2 separate regions of the Mus musculus genome follow, and region 1 is linked to region 2. Evidence: chromatin loops called from intact Hi-C (ENCODE). Cell type or tissue: gastrocnemius. All regions are shown on one strand. Each heading gives the region's core, and the rest is flanking DNA. Links, peaks and the distances in the headings are about the cores only. Region 1 overlaps Rptor (regulatory associated protein of MTOR, complex 1). Region 2 overlaps Rptor (regulatory associated protein of MTOR, complex 1).

Region 1 (2,816 bases), core at 177-2,676, 54 kb after region 2:
CTTCCACAATGCTCATGCACTCCATCTTGCAGATGAAACCCTGGTGAGCAGTGTGCGTGGTCCAGCATTTGCCTCAGACAAGATCCCAGGCCCTACACTCCAGGGTGAGTTCTCATCCGCAGATCCGCCCCCTGGTAGACTTGCTGCCAGTGCCACTGTGTGTAACCTCAGCTCCCCAACACATGGATCCTAGAATAATTATGTGAAAGGAGGAGTCTCCTCTGCCAAGGACGAAGCAGCTTTTCCTTAACAGGGCTTTTAGCAATATTTGACTCTCTGTATAAGTGTTACTTTGAATTTTTTAATAAGATTAATCACAAGACTTTGTGACAGATTCTCTATCTGGAAGGGAACTTTATGAGCCAGTGTGTCCACATCTCAGACGCGTTCTCAAGCACAGGTGCTGGAGTTCTGGACGCTCCAATTCAAGCTCAGAAGGACCTGGCACCATGCGGCTGAGTGAAAATGTGTGAGGGGCCTATGGGAAATCTGTTTTGACCAACACAAGATATGACATCAGTCTTCATTTCTCTTTTCTCAGTGGGAAGACAGTCCTAGGATCTGAAAACAATCCTGAGGACCCCCATCCATAGACCATGACTAACTAGACCACAGGCTGGCAAGAGGCAGAGGCTATATTACTAAATATCAAAAACACTTTTAAGAGATGGGGTCTCATGTACCTCACGTGTCCTAAAACCCGTCAGGTAGCTGGTAACAACCGTGAATCTCTGGCTCTCCTGGGATTCGACCCGTGTCACCAAATCCAGTCCATTCGGTGCTGGAAATCAAATCCAGGACCTGGTGCACTGAACTCCACCATCCCAGCTATAGCCACAGCCCCGAAGGTTACAATCAGACGCCACCTATGCAGTAACAAGGAGGAACCTTTCAAACATCAGGTTATACTGTCTGTGGTGAGCACGGGAAAGCACAGACTCAGTAGGAAGCACATTAGGAAGCATCGCCCACATCCCTCACTGTGCAGCAACCATGACGGTGGGAACCTGTGATGGAGAACAGGGAAGCAGTTTTCTCTACAGAAAGCTAAGTCTGTCTGGCCTCTCTTTATCAGTGCAGTGAGGGCAGGAGTCTGAAGGTGTCAGTTCTAAGGAAGGCCCGACACTACCCTGCTCACTTGAACTTCTGACCCCCCCCTCCACTTCTTCCCCACTAAGGCTACAGTTGTCCCACCCACCCACCCCCATATACCACACAGTACACAGCAGAGACAGAGGTGCTTCTAAACCTGCCTAATCTTCAACCCCTTAATACATGTTGTGGTGACCCCCAACCATAAAATTTTGTTGCTACTTTTTATAACTGAACTTTTACTAGTGTTAGGAATTGTAATGTAAATATGGATCTGTGACCCCCCCCCCCCCAGAGGGGTCTTGACACATCTTGACAAGTTGAAAACTGCTCCACTGGGGCTCTGCAGCAGAGAGAGCCTATCAGCTGCTCACCTCCCACCACTGGCCTCAATCAGGGCACCCACTGAGCCATAGGAAGGGACCGACTGAGTGAGTCTGTTGTGTAGCTGTTTCCATGACAGGGAAACACTGCATATCCCAGGGAAGATTCTTACGACAGAAAGTAAACAACTCAAAATAGCTTCAGAGTCCCTGGAATTGACCAGCTTCACTAGGCCTTTTCTTCCCCCCAGAGTAAATGGTAAAGGGAGAGTCACTCTCAGAGGAGCTGTTAAGAAAACAGACAGCTGGGCATGGTAGTGCAAGCCTTTAATCCCAGCACTCAAGAGGCAGGAGCAGGCCAGCCTGCTGTACAGAATGAGTTCTAGGACAGTCAGGGCTACACATATGAGAGGTGGGTGCAGGGGGAGGGGACTGAGACAAGTCAAGCGGCTGAGCTACCTGGAAAGGACACTCTCAGTTCTGAGTCAGTTCTGTGCCTGTAAGCAACTCACCCATACTCCTGCTGTAAGTAATTCCAGTAAAACTCACTAACTCACCCAGTTGGATTTTAGTGGTTTCCATACTTCGGTCTATCATGGGACTCCCTATCAGGAATGAATAGGGCTGTTCTCGTGTTTTCTCTCCCCCTCCCTCTCTCCTCTCCCCCCTCTCCCCATCCCCCCCCTCCTCCTCCTCCTCTGTGTGTGTGTGTGTGTGTGTGTGTGTGTGTGTGCACATGTGCGTGCTGCATCTCCCAGAAAAAGCAGTCATATAACAGGCTATGGCTGTCACTTCTGATCTCCTAGAAATCCCTGCGGTCAATTAATTTTATTTCCTCCCAAAAAATATGCCAATGAGTGGGAGAAGAGCCATGAAAGGAAGAGAACAGAAAGGATCGTCTGACATCATCAGCAGAGATTTACTGGGTGATCCACCAGTGTCAGTGAACTGGGATGGCAGTGATGCAGGTGGGCACCAGAGGTGGAAAAGTAGCTGGCATCACTGTAAAACTTCTGGCTTTTATATGTTTTTCTTTAAAAAAAAAAAAAAAAGGACTTATTTTTATGTATATGAGTACACTGTAGATGTACACATAGTTGTGAGCCATCATGTGGTTTCTGGGAATTGAGTTCAGGACCTCTGCATGCTCCAGCCCCACTCGCTCCAACCCTGCTTGCTCTGGCCCAAAGATTTATTATATGTAAGTACACTGTAGCTGTTTTCAGACACACCAGAAGAGGGTGTCAGATATCATTACATACGGGTGGCAGTGAGCCACCATGTGGTTGCTAGGATTCGAACTCAGGACCTACGGAAGAGCAATCAGTGCTCTTAACCACTGAGCCATCTCTCCAGCCCCTATATGTTTTTCTTATCTTAGATCTTCAGCATAAACCCTCT
Region 2 (2,816 bases), core at 311-2,810:
TGGGACAAACCACATGGCTGTCCAGATTATAGGCTCTAATTAAGAGCCTAATGGTATGATTCTGCTAAAGAACATAGTAATGAACTTCTCTGAGCGCTTACCTTTACATCATACATTAGTGAATGGCCCACTGCTGTCAGAGATACTCCTTTTGCAGCCGACAACAGCAGAGACCCAGACTCAGTCAGAGAGTAAGACTGTGGCGTGCTCAGCCCCAGATAGGTCATCTACACCACAGCCATCCACTCAGGGCTCAGGGCCATTGAGGATAAAGTATTAAAAGGAAGAAATGATTGATATCTGAAGCAAATTGTATGGGCTAGTCGCGACAATGAAGATGCGTGTGTAAGCTCACAGGGGTTGGGACTTGTAGTACAAGACCTGTGAGATCAGGCCAGCCAAAGTCCCACCGTGAACGGGGAGGAGATCAGTAAGCCCCTCCCCTATCTGAGAGGGCTATGAGCAACTGATGGCTGCTAGGAGAGGATACCCACTCTCCAGGAAATGGTCCCAAACCGATGCACATATAAGTTACAGCAACTGGACTCAGTAGGTATTGGGGGGAGGGGGTTGGGGGAGGGTGGTTACGGGGAGAGAATTAGAGGGAAGGAATGGTGGCAGGGAGATCTGATCAGAACACATATATGAATATAATGATATAAGTTGTGCATTCTGGTTCACTCCTTGATCCTAGCACTCAAGAAGCTTAGGTAACATAAGGAACTTCAAGTTCAAGGTCAGCCTGTGCTATACTACAAGATCCTATTTCAAAATAAATATGAAAATATACAAACAAAATAAAAAGTGTGCCTTAATATTACTTGAGGAAGATACAGCAAGTGTCTAGAATATAAACAGTCAAGGGAATCACAAATGTATCCCAGGCCTTTGTGGACCAGGACCTGTCTGTGAGCCAGGGTCAGCCAGCATCCACTCAAACTGTTCAGAGACTAGAGGACAGGAGGTCAGCACAGAAAGCAGGGCCAAAGGTCACTTAGCCTTTGACAAGAAAAGGTTACATGTGAAGGAGAAACAGCAGAAAATGGAGTAAACCCCACTCCCCCACATACACGCACACTGATACCCATTTTTGGCCTCTTCTATCGACATATGTGAGGACCACAAATTAAGAAATAAATGACCTTCTGGGCTATAGTTGTAGGCACTGTGGAACTCTGCTTAATCTGCTCCATCCAAGCAACAAGTTGCAGCCGCGCCTTTAAAGACAGTGGAAAGATGTTTGTGGAACCAAATGTGACTTTCTTCTGCAGCCATAATGTGAAGTCACTGGAGGAGTGTGTGGACTTGAACGGAGGCACAAAGAAAAAGCACCTGAAAGGGACAGGGCCGCTCTGCAAGCCGAGGATGAGAATCACTGCAGGAAAAGTACCTTCAAGTTTCCCAGAGGAGAATCTGTTAGCACCACCCCGACTTGTGCAGTCCTTCCAAGAATGTTAAGCAGACCACTTTGTTCAGTACAGAGCCACAATGGAGGCTAAAATCACTATTGCTGATGACTAAGTTAGCTATTTTAATAAACTGACTTAATCCGCTGCTAAAAAGAGAAATAAACAAACTGACAAGTCTGGCTGCTAGCCCATGGTAGTCCGTGCCAGTGCATGAAGGCTTTAGACTTAGAAGGTCCTCCAGGTTCCCTAAGTCCCCTGCACCCGTGAGCAAAGCACATTAAAGTCATGGAGAGGAAGTGTCTGTGGGAAGAGAAACACAGTATGGGGGCAAGGATGCTGATGTAGGCCTAGGCAGGTGGGTATCACTGCCTGAGTGACCTTCAGCCACATCTCTTGTGTGTGTTTGGAATAGCCTGCCTGAGGCCTGGCCCTTTCCTGAGCCTCTGTGCAGAGGGGTGATGGCAGGGGAACGTCACACTGCTCGCTATCCACTTGTGTACAGATGTCTAAATGAAACTACAGACTATAAGGGGCCATCACTGCTTACAACTTTGTGTATGCCCTTCAGTACAGGGTGCGTCCTTGTCCTCTCTAGATCTAGATGACATGCTAATAGCAGCTAGCTTGTTGAGTGACACCAGATTGTTAGTGACATTAATTATAACAATTAGTAAAGAGCAAATCAAAATGATAAAATGCCATCTGACATCATGGTGACACAAGTGAATGTCAGCACAACCCTGCAAAGCACTATGGGAATGGCAGTTGGGTACTGTGCACTGCAGTGTCCATCAGGCCTTTACGGTGCCTGGCAGCAAGCCTGCACATGACATCCCAGGAAGGGGCTGGAGAATAATGGCAGAGCCGGTGGGTGTTTGGCATGCACAGCCTCCAATCTCAGAAGTTTCTCTGTGTCTTGAGAGATGCTGCTCAGGACTCAGACTAAGTATTCTCAACACCGGGATCCTGCTCAACCCCACAAATGCAGCTGTGAAACAGGTGTGGCAGTACATGTCTGAAACTTTAATGTTTTTTCAATCCTTAATTTTAATAAGGGTTTTTTAATGCTTTCATCTCGCTTCTAGCCCACCACCCACCAGAGGTAGTGGAAAAGAAAGGATACAGGAAAAATGGACCTGTTTAGAAAGGTTCTTTTGAGCAAATCCCATCTGTGTTGTCAGAAACAGATCAGCAGCTACAGCTAGATCCACTCGCTAACACTTCAACAATCCAGTTTAGTAGGGTCGGGATAGCAAACACGAATCAGCAGCTGTGGCATGACCTAGCAGAGACAGCCAAGCCTCAGCCTTGACATAAGTCAGCAGGAGGAACCCGGAGGGACGCTAGGAAAAGTTCTCAGCTGTGTCTCTCTCAGCAAATTGAAGATCAGTGACGACTCAAGACCAA

The links. Peaks named below come from ENCODE experiments on the same cell type or tissue, not always from the same donor. Only the 100,000 strongest peaks of a DNase experiment are listed, where the experiment ranks them.
Region 1: it touches region 2 in a loop (4-fold over the local background); 4 of 42 quality-filtered maps call a loop at or near these places.

What each region holds. Positions count from the first base shown.
Region 1 is chr11:119,665,597-119,668,412 of GRCm38, reverse strand. The region is part of intron 2 of Rptor (regulatory associated protein of MTOR, complex 1); the gene reads right to left. Among named protein-coding and RNA genes, the nearest start is that of Rptor, 64 kb to the right of the region's middle. In gastrocnemius, for the core only: no CTCF peak of the experiment used is centred there; no DNase peak of the experiment used is centred there; H3K4me3 peaks cover 534 bases; H3K27ac peaks cover 2,065 bases.
Region 2 is chr11:119,719,610-119,722,425 of GRCm38, reverse strand. All of the region lies in intron 3 of Rptor (regulatory associated protein of MTOR, complex 1), which reads right to left. Among named protein-coding and RNA genes, the nearest start is that of Rptoros, 110 kb to the left of the region's middle. In gastrocnemius, for the core only: no CTCF peak of the experiment used is centred there; no DNase peak of the experiment used is centred there; H3K27ac peaks cover 1,956 bases.